Linked DNA regions of Homo sapiens: regions 1 and 3 are each linked to region 2. A link is a contact called in ENCODE Hi-C or POLR2A ChIA-PET data. All regions are on one chromosome and are shown on one strand. The core of a region is the stretch at or near the end of the contact, and the rest is flanking DNA. Distances in the headings are between cores, read along the strand shown.

Region 1 (3,971 bases), core at 1,379-3,878, 450 kb after region 2:
AAAATTGGAAACAACACAAATACCCAATGACAGATTTATTGAATAAATTATTATATGGTCAGAGAAAATAATACTATATAACCATTTTAAATGATGATGTAAATGCTTAAACATCAATACAGAATGTTGTTTATGAAATCATAAGTGAGAATATATAGTATTTCCTTTTAAGCAAGAACATTTGCATGTATAAGCATGAAAAATAATGAAAAACTAACAGTTGTTAATTGGGAGGTAGGATTATAACTGATTTTATTTTTATTATATCTTTCTGTGTATGTTACTATAAACACATTTTAGACTGGGCTTCTGGGCACTTAGGCAGTTGTGCTTCTCTTGGTGCCTTTTCCCCATTTTTTTTTTTTTTTTTGATTTGCATGTATGACAGTTTTCATGTCTTACGGGGAAGGCTATTGGGAATCCCACTTTGTAGAAGATAGGTATGCTCCTTTCTCTTGCCTGTCCATCACAGCTTCAGGCAGCATTTGTTTCTGTCCCTCTTATGAGAGATCTCCTTAACCCATTTATGCCTGAGGTTGCAACTTTTTGAATTTTGAAATCAGACCTTGGTGATGACCTTGAGCAGTAGGATATAAATAACTCCCACATGCTTAGCGTTCCAATAATGGAACACTAGGCATAAATGAGTTCCGTGCAGCTGGGATGCTTTACCAAGACCTGAGCCACAAGTGCATCCACAGCATTGGTGCTGGGAGAGAAAAAAAAACTTCAGCAGAGAATGTTTACATGAAATGTAAATCTGACTGGCTCAAGACTCAGATCTCAAGGAACTGAGTCCTTTTAGAAAGAGGAAAGAAACAAAGGAAGAAGCTTGAATCACCTTTTCCAACACCCCGAGTTGTTGTTTTTGAGATGTCTTAATTATTCAAACCTTGCTTGTCAAAGTAACTGATTAAATACCACAAGTGAATGCAAAAGGCAACGATTGATACGTGATATGGATAATGCTTTGTTCTGGGAACATGTTGGGAATGACCTTTCTTGGGAGGACAGTTACCTGTGTATGCTAGTGTAGACATCAGATAAGATAAATTAACTATGTACTTCTCCAGGGCATTGTTATTTTTTAAAGGAAGTTATTCATCTGCTCTCTGCCTCCAAAGAGCGCACCTGTTGAATACCAGATTATTCAGGAGATTCTGAGGACAGGTATTCACTTGTTATTAATTAGGGTCATTTGGATTAAATTGTTAAAGTTTTTAAAGTTCCTAGATGAGGGATATATCACCTATGGAAGGGTGAAAATATGATAAAGCCATTTAGGAAGCTACAAAATGTGAAAATTCCTGTGGACTTGGATTCCGAAGTTCAAGCCCAGCTCTGCCGTTTATCAACAGGGCTCTGAGGCACCCACTTTACCCCTGCCCAGGACAGAGAGTAAGAGTTACAGGCAGAGGGGCTGGGAGCTGTAAAACCAGGGGCCCTAATGGGACGGCACCGTCTGGGGACATAGATGTACAGGATAATTCATGAAATCTGAACCTGAATCTGAATGAGGCTCAAATCAAAAGAATCTTCACAATGAATTTTCTGTGTGCTAGATCAAAATGACTTTGTACATCATCCAGGCTCTGGCATAAATTACTGGCTCAGGGTCTAACGTAGATCAGCATTCTGAGAGGCTGCTGTCTTGGCAAGAGGAAAGAAGGGCTAGCTCTTCTTTCTTTTACTTTTTTTCTAACATTTCTTTGTTGTTAATATTTACATTTTCTGTCTTACAAAGTCTGCAGGGCTTGAAATTGCACGATCCCTTCTCAGTACCCCCTTCAGTGCGGATGCCAGCCAACTTTTGCACTACTAGATTTCCAACTTAGATTTTTAACAGTTTCCATTACTTACATTTTAAAAAGTAAAAAAATAGGAAAATCCACAATAAAATTTGTCTACAAGAAGAGTTGTCATAAATCTTTTAACTATCCACTTACAAGTAGATTTAAAACAATTAGAAAAAAATAATTAACCATAAAACTTTGAAACACAGGGAAAAATAAACACTGAAACAGTTTCCCTCTTTTTAGTTATGCTGCAGTAAAAGAAAGATTAATAACTCAAGTATCCAAAGTTTCTGTGTTCTATCTCTGATAAAACTGTGGAAAAATAAGAGGATTTATTTCTAAAATTTGTTTGGAAAGGAAAGATGCATCTAACACAGTAAGGATGCTATTTCTTTTTAATTTCAAGGAAATAATTTTCCCTTAAAAATTAAAAGTGAACTAAAGTCTACCTTCCTCTGTGTCTCCTTTGAATTCTGAAAGGCCGATCTGTATTCTGACATTTAAGTAGTGTTACTATTTCACACCTAAGTAGCTCTAGATCCTATAGGAACAGCTCTGTCTCTGGGTCGTTCCCTCAGGTTGGATTTGAGGGCAGGCCGCCGTGGTTTTGCAGGCCTCTGAAGAGAGGCCTCCCAGGGTGATGCCAAGAGGCAGAACGCTAGTGTTCCTGGATTCACATCACTGCCCTTGACTCCCACACTCCCAATATGCACCAGTTGAACATTCTTGGTCAATATCACTTTGAAATTTTTCTTTTATGAAAAAGAAAACTGAGTTTCACTTTCTATTCATAGAACACACAAAGCTCTACTTCCGGTTATGGCTTCAGGGCATGAGTGTGTGAGTTACTTTGAACAAGTCACCTAACATTTCTTTGTGACACTGGTTCTCCTTTTTTGCTTCCTAAGGATAACGTGAAAAATAATAATAATAACAATAATAGCACTTGCAGAGAAGTTTGGATCTTTTTTGGAGAAAGTACCATACTAACTACAAGATATTATTATCATTTAAAATTAAAAAGAAAAACTCCTTGAACTTGATACTTTTTAAAAAGTATGTCATCCTGGTATTTCCATAGTTTTAAGGCAAAATCCATCTAAGAAAGTTTTTAATTTCAAGCATTTTATTCAGAAACTGCTTCATCTGAAGCTCTCAAAAATGCTGCAATCCATGAACCTTTCAGTTGAGCTAGGAGCCCTGGAAATTACCACAATTGTAGCAAAGAAAAGAAAACCCACGGAAACCACATCCTTCCAAAGACGTGTCCCTGCACTAAGACAAGAATTAACTTTTCATGCTGCCCCCATCTGTAGTGACAGATAAGCCTCTTTTCTTTAACGTCCTCTGGCGGCGTTCTGATCCTGAGAACGCTTACACGTTGTTATTTCAGAAACTGGGGATCACTCAGACATTCTGCAGGTTCCCCTGCTATGTAACCAAACTGTGATTTGGCAAATGTTAGATTTTATAGCAAATTTACAAAAATGAGTCGATTTACAGCTGTCAACCTGAAATAATCAAAAAGGCCAGAATCTAATTTAAAGAGCATTTATTCAAACTCAAAGTTTGAGGATGGCCCACCTGGAAACACCCCAAAAGAATGAAGTCAGAGTTGTAAAGGAGGGAACTTTAGGGTTTCCATAGGGAGAGACAGAGGCATTTTTAGCAGGATTACATTTTTTCATACAAGGCTGGTGCATAGTTCCAGGAACTTGGTTACAGGCAGTGTTTCTTTTTGGGAAAGGGACATTTAACATCTTTTACAGAGTGTGCTATAGTCATGGGTTTTCTGTCATCTGGTCTAAGGAAAATAGGACAAAAAAAGGAAAAGGTAATCTTTAACAAGATTCATTAATTAAAAAGGCAGGAGGCGGCCAGGCACGGTGGCTCACACCTGTAATCCCAGCACTTTGGAGGCTGAAGCGGGTGGATCACCTTGGGGTCAGGAGTTTGAGACCAGCCTGGCCAACATGGCGAAACTCTGTCTCCACTAAAAATACAAAAATTAGCCAGGCGGGGTGGTGGGCACCTATAATCCCAGCTACTCAGGAGGCTGAGGCAGGATAATCACTTGAACCCATGGGGCGGAGGTTGCAGTGAGCTGAGACCACACCACTGCACTCCAGCATGGGCGAAACAGTGAAACTCCGTCTCAAAAAGAAAAAAAGAATA
Region 2 (3,866 bases), core at 1,020-3,519:
TTATTCTCCTTCCTTCCTTCCATAGGGGAGGAAAGACTTTTTCTCTCTCCTGTTAGGTTCTGTGGTTGGTCCTGAGAATTAAATAGACAAAAGACAGGTTAATAGGAGGGAAAGCATACAAATGTTATTTGATACTAATGTGTTTATGTGTATATGGGGCCTTTCATATGTAAGAAATGAGAATTCAAAGAGGTGAAAAGGCACAAGAACCTATATATCATTTTAACAGATAATAATAAATTATGGAGACATGGACAGTCAAGGGAGAAAGGGGTTTGGGTTTGGGGAGGCAAACCATGGGACAGTTACTAAGAAATACATAGGGAAAATTAATGGAAGGCAAATATAATTTTAGTAGGCTTGTTTGTATGGATTCATCTCAGCTTCGACTCCCCATCTCTGACAAAAATTCTCTCCTCTTCCTGGCACCTGGGGGGTACTTTTCTTACAGAAAATTTATGCCCCACTTTTATATACATAGAAAGTGGGGAGACAGCTCTTCCTGGATCTGCTATTTCTCAATCATCTTCAGCTCTAAATAATCTTCCTGGATCTGCTGTTTCTTGATCATCTACAGCTCAAAATAATCAATGTCCCAAAATAATATATTTTGGGGTGGCATACTATGACCCCTTTCACGTGTTTTCTTCTCATCTTTTTCTTCCTTTCTTTCATTCTTGTCCTTCTTTCATCTTTTTTCTCTTTTCTTTTTTCTATTTTTTGTAGCCTCTGGTTGTTTTTACATCACATTTTAACTAAATAAAGCAATAAAACTGTTTCTTCTGATTGTTTTTGCAGCAAGTATTCATCACATTTATAACTAAATAAGACACTAAAATGATTTCCATCTTGAAGAAAAAAGTGCTTCAAAATAAACACAATGATACCTTAAAATTGAACCACAATTTCTACCTGTTTCTCTTCCAATTGTTTGTTGAGGTTTCTGATGAGAATCGCTGGGTTGGCTTGGCAGAGAGACAGATCCTGAAGCATCTATTTCTGTTTTCTGCTTCTGTTTTGGCTCGAATTCTGGGTCTACCAGTAGTCTAAATGACCTCCACTTCCTCACTTTGACTCTACATACGTCTGACTGGCTGTGTTTGAGCCTGCCATACAAACAGAGGTGTGCAGTTCTCTTTAAACACCACTGTTCCATATATTTTCTTTCATACGATATTGAGTTAGACTCAGCAACCACCCCAATTATTCTGCCAGTTTTTCTTTATTATGCTTGACAACTACTTGGTGAGAGAATGGATTTTTCTTTGTGAAGTCAGCACACAGCCGCCGGTTGATTCTCTGAGAGAACAAGATATTTCACGAGTAACTGGATAAATGGGCCAACCTGACAGGACAGCAGGCCCTTGCCTCCAACAGTGCAAGAGAGCCTCTGTCAAGAGACCATGGCATTCCTCCCGTTTGGGAACTGATGACAGGATGGCTACAGTAAGCTGCAGCCAGATATTCTGCTAAGGAAACGAATAAGCAGAGAGATGAATATTTTGTATGCTTCCCATGTGTTCAGCTCTATCAGGCAGTCTCTCACACTTTATCTAATACATCTTCTCTGCTCTTCTTGACATAAAATTATCTTAAATTTTTACATGCAGAAAACTTATATATAAGGAACTAAAAAAATTAATCTGTTTAAAAGTTATACAGTGCGCAAGTGAGAAGCCAGATTTCAAAGAGAAACCAAACCTCTTGGAAACTTTGAAGGCCGACAGCATGGAGGTGGTTTGAGTGGACCCCAAACGGATGTGAACTGCCTCCTGACACTGGCCCAGTAAATGACTGGTTGTGGTGTACTGAGATAAACACTTTTAATTATTTTAAATATGAAGTAAAATCTAGAAAAAAATGTCCAGCAGAAAAAAAAAAAAAAAAAAACAACAACCAGCTCTTCTGGTTGTCATGGAGATAAGCCATTTAGCACTGCAAAGCCTTCCATGGGGAAGCAACGGCAATGGAGATTTCCAACTCCCAAGAACCGCATTCAAGGAGAGTTTCAACTTCCACTTGTCTTCCGAGGTCTGTTGTCTCTGAAAAAAAAATTTGTTGGGGAGGTAGGTATTTAAACTCATTTCCTGGGATAGAAAATCTAAGTAGCACATGCATATCCACAGAGCTTTGTTTCAGGACCCATAATGGGAACAAGTTTCCATTTCCTGTGAGGTGTGTACATAGTGTGTGTGTGTGTGTGTGTGTGTGTGTGTGTGTGTGTGTTAGAGAGAGAGAGAGCACCAATGAGCTCTCTAGAAACCATCGGAAGTGCCAGCTTGTAGAAGTAAACATAAAGCCCAGGCAAAGGACGAAAGAGAAAAAATTAGTTTGTCTCTAAAAGGAAACAGCCTTTAGATAGGAATGCATGTGAATCAGAAGAAACATGAAACTCTCATTCCTGGCTATACCATCTGCCCCACTTGTGAGGCACCGGCTAATTGTTGAGACACTGCTAGTGAAAATTGTGCAGGTTCACAGACTCTTAGGCAGCTGCTGTTTAGGGAAGTGTGGCGGCCGAGGGCCGACCTGGACTTCCGTTCTGGGAACTGGGGCTTCTCAGGAGAGTGGGTTTAGGGTAGCTGTGGCATGGAGGGTCCACAAGTTTCAGAAAATAGTGCCAGAGTGAAGTTACACTGGAGAAGAAGAGGTGGTCATACTACGGCATTCATTGCAAGGATGGAGACAAGGAGGTGAAGGCAGGCGGAGGCCCAGGTGCCAACTGATAGAGACAGGAGTACAGAGAAGACATGAGGGAGGATGGATAGAAGACAGAGTGGCTGAGGTTCCCTGCTGTGCTGAAGTTTTCAACGCAGTGCCTAAGCCTTAGCCCTTGGGTGGTGGGGAACAAGTCAAGCACACAAGGGGAATTAGAGAAGACCCACGCCTCCTTCTCTAGACGTGGAGGCAGGGAGTCAGGGAGGGCACATGGTTCATGTGGGTGCACACAGGAAATGAGAGAACGGAAACCACAAGTCAAGGGGCTTGCTGTCTTCTTGTCTGTTTGGATAAAAATAGAGCTACTGACTCAGCAGACAGTTTTCAACCTACCTTCAAGGCTCCCTGCTATAATTTTTTATTTCATTTCTTAATTTAAATTAGTTGATCACAGAAAAAGGCAGGTGATTTAAGCAGACCATATACTTCATTTAAGTCAAGGAACCATCATTGACACACCTAGCATTGTTGCATGCATATTCGTTGAAAATTCATCCATGAACTAACCATCATGATTAGGTACTGGTGATGGACAACTAAAATGATGGTAACTAAGTTAATGTACATTCCATATGTTATTCATTTCCAACATTTTTGATAAAGTAAGGAAATGGATAAGAGGGATACATTTTCAAGTCTGATAATGAAATAGATGTGCAAAACTGACAGTGGGACATATGTGGTTTTCAGAAGGAAAATGTTCATGAAAAAAGAGCTTCTCCATGATGGTCAAATGACAGGAAAGAAGCTGCATGCAGATGAGAAGAACTAGCACAAAGGGGAGTGTGAGAAGATGGGATAGCGGAAGCAGAGGTTGCATCAAACACTCGGAAGAGATCTTCTTATGAACATGACTATATCCATCAGTGTTTTCTCCTTCTTCTCCTAAAGAAGCAAGCAGACAAACAAACAAAAAACTAGAAGAATTTCCTAAGTCCTGCAAATTCAACTGTCCATGAAATTTAGAAATCAGATGATATGCTGACTTCAAAATACCTGTAGGGACTTTCAAAAGCCCCAAATAAGGCAGAAGCAGATGGAAGGAAGAGCAGTAGGAAAGAGTAGGAAAAATCAGAAGCTCAGAGAGTAATGAGTGGACTCATAAGAAGGAAAATTCAGGAAGATCCATAAAAATGCAAAAACTGATA
Region 3 (3,869 bases), core at 1,060-3,559, 410 kb before region 2:
TACGTTGCCTGGCTTGGTTCTCTGAGTTTTTCTCATTGAATACCCTCTGTCTCTGTTCTGTCTTCACGCACTTTATTCCTGATCCTCAGTTTTCTCTCAGCTGTTCTGCTAAAATTGCATGTTCTGGTCTCCAGCAGTTCTCTTAGTGTGAAACTCAGTGGCCTTTCCCTGTTAACCTTCTCATAAATTTGTTACATTTTTCATTTGATTACTCCCTCAGTTCCCCCAATGTTAGTTCCCTAGTCATTCACTATCCGGATCTCTCTGATTGATTGATTGATTGATTGATTGATTGATTGAGACAGGGTCTCCCTGTGTCACCTAGGCTGTAATGCAGTGGCATGATCATAGCTCACTGCATCCTTGAACTCCTGAGCTCAGTGATCCTCCCGCCTCAGCCTTCCCAAGTGCTGGAGTTACAGGTTTGAGCCACTGTGCCCAGCCTTATCCTGATATCTCATTACATCTCATTTCCAGTGATTCTTCATTCTTCTGCCTCATTTTAATTTGCTCATATGATGCAAGATAAATAAAACATTCTCCAAAAGTTGCCTTGAAGTTTGGTGGTGTGGCTCTGCCATGAAGACCCATGAGTGTTGATTTTCTTAGGCAAGCCAGTCTAGAAATTTTGCGGTCAGCTGTGGGCTTTTACTATCTGTAAAACTCTTGCAGGAGCCAAGTATTACTATTGTATCCAGAGAGAATCCTAGCTAATTCTAGTGTAAAGAAATCAGTGAGGAGAAAAGTAAAACATAATTATGCAGGAAAGTAGGCTTTTATGACTCAATTAACATATTTTACAGCGTTTTATTACTTCAAGGCAATATTTAATTTACAAATGATTTAAGATTTTAAAAACTGTTGGAACTGAGTTAAGATGGGTGGAAATATTAAGTACTTCAGTTTTTCTGTGCTGCCTGATACTTTGTACTAGCCAGTAAAATATTTGTTAAAGAAGTGTTTGTCCTTCCTTTGAGGTATTTTCTTTTTTTTTCTTTTTAGTGGCTGAGTCTATTGGAAGGGCCTTAGTTATACATCATGCCATATGGTATTAGTGACAAAAATATTTTGAGGATAGATTTAATAACTAAAACAATTAGGTTAGAAGGCCATTGTGAGAACGCTTGGCCAGTTGCTTTCAGATTTAATCCTTTGTTACGTTACAGTCCACAGAATGTAGTGTCTTTTGCCTGAGATACAGAAAGTGTTATTTCTGATGTGGATTGGATTTTGGCTCATTTAGAGGACGTCACCAATCCTATACAACAGAGCAGGATGGATTTCTTTTCTAAGTTAATATGAAGTGTTCTGTGCAATTTATGTATATGGTTGTGTGTGTGTGTGTGTGTGTGTGTGTGTGTGTGTGTGTTTCTGTTTCTGTTTCTGAATATCTTTTAAGGTGTTACTTTTTTGAGAAAGAGAAATTTATTGGACGTTTTAATTGTGGTGGTCTGCAGATTCTCCATAGCAACCGGGGGTGCAGGCTTACTCCAGAAGCAAGTAGCAGTTGGGGTCACCAAGTAATGCTGTTCTATAGATTATACCGGTGAGCTGCGTCTGCATTTGATGCCTCCTAAGATAGTGTGATATAGTTGGATTGTAAGAAGTTGGGTCATGGTTTTTGTTTGGATTTTAAAAATTGTCAAATAGACATAACATACAATTTGCAATGTGGACCAGTTTTAACTGTACAGTTTGGTGGCATTAATTATATTCACGTTGTCGTGCAGCCATCACCATGGGCCGGAGTGCTTTCCTCTCCCCCATTGGAAACTCTCTACATGTTGAACGTGGTTCCCAGTCCTTACCCCCTTCTCTGGGCAACCACCGTTCTGTTTTCTCTTTCTATGAATTTGACCACTATAGAAAAAGATCAGTTTCTCCCAAACTTTGCCTAAATCCCCAAATAGATTCCTTTTCCCCCCTCCGGCTTCTTTTGAACATTAAAGCATCCTGGTGATTTATGCTCCCGCCTCAATTCCTCCCTAGCTTCTGTCTGGCTGTGTCAGGCCTGTTTCAGGTGTTAATTTCTGTGATCATTTCCCTGGTAAACTCCTGGATGGCAGGTTCTAGGTTTTATTCCTGTCGTCCTGGAACTTCACGCTTGTCTCTGATGCAGTGCAGGCCTCAGCTCCGTAGGGAGGTTAACAAATGAAGCTGAGTTCCGCAAGGCAGCCCAAAGCACTCGAGTTACAATTGCAGACAGTGGGAAACGGCAAGTCAGAGGAAGAGCGCTGGGACACTGGGCCGGGTCTGCGTTAGTGGGTTTGTCAAGAGCCACGGAAATCCTTTTACCCTGCCTCTCATGGAATAATGCTTTAGTTAATGTCTGTATCGGTGACAGGTCCCGCTTTTAATGAGCAGCTCACTTATAAGGTCTGAGTATGATCAGGAACCTTTAGGAACAAACACTCTGTTGTGGTCCTGGTTGTGGGACTCAGGGACACAGTGTTCTAGTCCCCGTTTAATGACACTTCTCGTTTCCTGTATTGTTCCATTTTGGTACAGTTAAGGATTGGGAGCTAATTCCAAAGAGGTTTCGTTAGCTGTGATGGGGAGCTGATGAAGAGGCAGCCTCTTAGACACGGAAGGCAGCACACAGCAGGCCGAACTGTGTGTCTGAGCATCAGGCTCCTGGTGGTGGCTTTGGCTGTGTCACTGGGAAGGTGGAGGGGGTGGCCTCTCGGAGGCTGCACGGTGGGTTTCTGAGCCTGGTTCTCCAGGCCAGGTGGATGTGACGGTGCCTGGCTGTCAGCGGCCAGGCCGGCTGTGGATGACGCTTGCCTTTTTCCTCTTGATAGACCATCATGTTGCTCCCATCGTCAGCAATGAGTTGTCGTGTCCTGAGATGAACTCCCTGTTGTCGGAGGCAGGGGAAGAGCCGTCGCGTAGCACATCCGGTGTGTGTGTCTGCTTTGTCAGGCCCACTTCACAAAATACGTTTGAAATATGAAGTTTCCCCAGATAAACTGTGAAGGGTGAAGAGTGCTTTAGATGTGTGCTTTCCCCAGATTTTATTTACTTATTTGTTCCCAAACTCATTTCCTGCCTTCCCGTGTTTCTGCAACACCAGCGCTTCCTAGTGTGAGCCTTAAAGAAAGACGATATTTAACAAAAGAAGAAGGGGAGGAAGGAAAGAAAGCGGGAGTGGGGGAGAGAGAAAGCGGGGAGGCCCTGTGGGGAGCTGGGGTGGGGAGGCCTTGCGGGGTGTTGGGGAGAGAGAGAGAGAGAAAGCGGGGAGGCCGTGTAGGGAGTGGGGGAGAGAGAGAAAGCTATGTGAAAGGTGAGTCAATGAAAACTTTTGCATTTATAAATTACCCAGTCTCCAGTATGTCTTTATTAGCAGCGTGAGAAAATACTAATACACCCCATCTCTACCAAAAAAAAAAAAATTAGCTAGGCATGGTGGCACACACCTGTGGTCCCAGCTACTCGGGAGGCTGAGGCAAGAGGATTGCTTGAGTCTAGGAATTCGAGGTGGTAGTGAGCTATGATCATGCCACTGCACTCCAGCCTGGGTATCAAAGTGAAACCCTGTCCCTTAAAAAAAAAAAAAAAAGGTAAGCCTCAAAGTTATCCTCATCCACCAGATATTTACTAGGTGCCTGTAATATGCCAGGCATTATGGTGTGTCCTTAAACCTTTATTTGAAGAAGTTATTGGGCTCAAAAGATATCTGAATTTTTCTACCCATATTTTATTTGTGCTAGTCTTCTATTTTTCCTTATCTCTCAAGTTGATAAAGCTCTCATGAAGCTAAAGTATGATCAGAAAAACTTGTTTCTGGCAAGGCGCAGTGGCTCACACCTATAATCCCAGCACTTTGGGAGGCCAGGGTGGGCGGATCACCTGAGTTCAGGAGTTTGAGA

The links. A loop is a pair of places that touch in the nucleus more often than their neighbours do. ChIA-PET counts read pairs that join two places held with the same protein, here RNA polymerase II (POLR2A). Pooled maps may share reads with other maps.
Region 1: a loop to region 2 is called in a pooled map, with 22 times the contacts of the local background. The contact joins two enhancer-like sites. A Hi-C loop is called at or near these places in 7 of 37 single-sample maps with no recorded cell type and 5 of 50 pooled maps. POLR2A ChIA-PET finds 5 or more read pairs at or near these places in 1 of 52 experiments (activated T-cell).
Region 3: a map with no recorded cell type shows a loop between it and region 2 (10-fold over the local background). The contact joins two enhancer-like sites. A Hi-C loop is called at or near these places in 3 of 37 single-sample maps with no recorded cell type and 3 of 50 pooled maps. POLR2A ChIA-PET finds 5 or more read pairs at or near these places in 3 of 52 experiments (GM12878, K562 and OCI-LY7).

Annotation. Positions count from the first base shown.
Region 1 is chr10:6,472,713-6,476,683 of GRCh38, reverse strand. The region is part of intron 12 of PRKCQ (protein kinase C theta); the gene reads left to right. Among named protein-coding and RNA genes, the nearest start is that of PRKCQ, 110 kb to the left of the region's middle. RefSeq lists an enhancer at 2,505-2,684. Within about 2 kb of position 2,628, at least 7 of the 41 ENCODE cell types and tissues checked have a DNase peak (open chromatin) inside an H3K27ac peak, as active enhancers do.
Region 2 is chr10:6,926,799-6,930,664 of GRCh38, reverse strand. All of the region lies in intron 3 of LOC105376387 (a long non-coding RNA gene), which reads left to right. Among named protein-coding and RNA genes, the nearest start is that of LINC00707, 150 kb to the right of the region's middle. RefSeq lists enhancers at 2,530-2,619, 2,351-2,770. Within about 2 kb of position 2,269, at least 13 of the 41 ENCODE cell types and tissues checked have a DNase peak (open chromatin) inside an H3K27ac peak, as active enhancers do.
Region 3 is chr10:7,333,083-7,336,951 of GRCh38, reverse strand. The region is part of intron 4 of SFMBT2 (Scm like with four mbt domains 2); the gene reads left to right. Among named protein-coding and RNA genes, the nearest start is that of SFMBT2, 76 kb to the left of the region's middle. Within about 2 kb of position 2,309, at least 3 of the 41 ENCODE cell types and tissues checked have a DNase peak (open chromatin) inside an H3K27ac peak, as active enhancers do.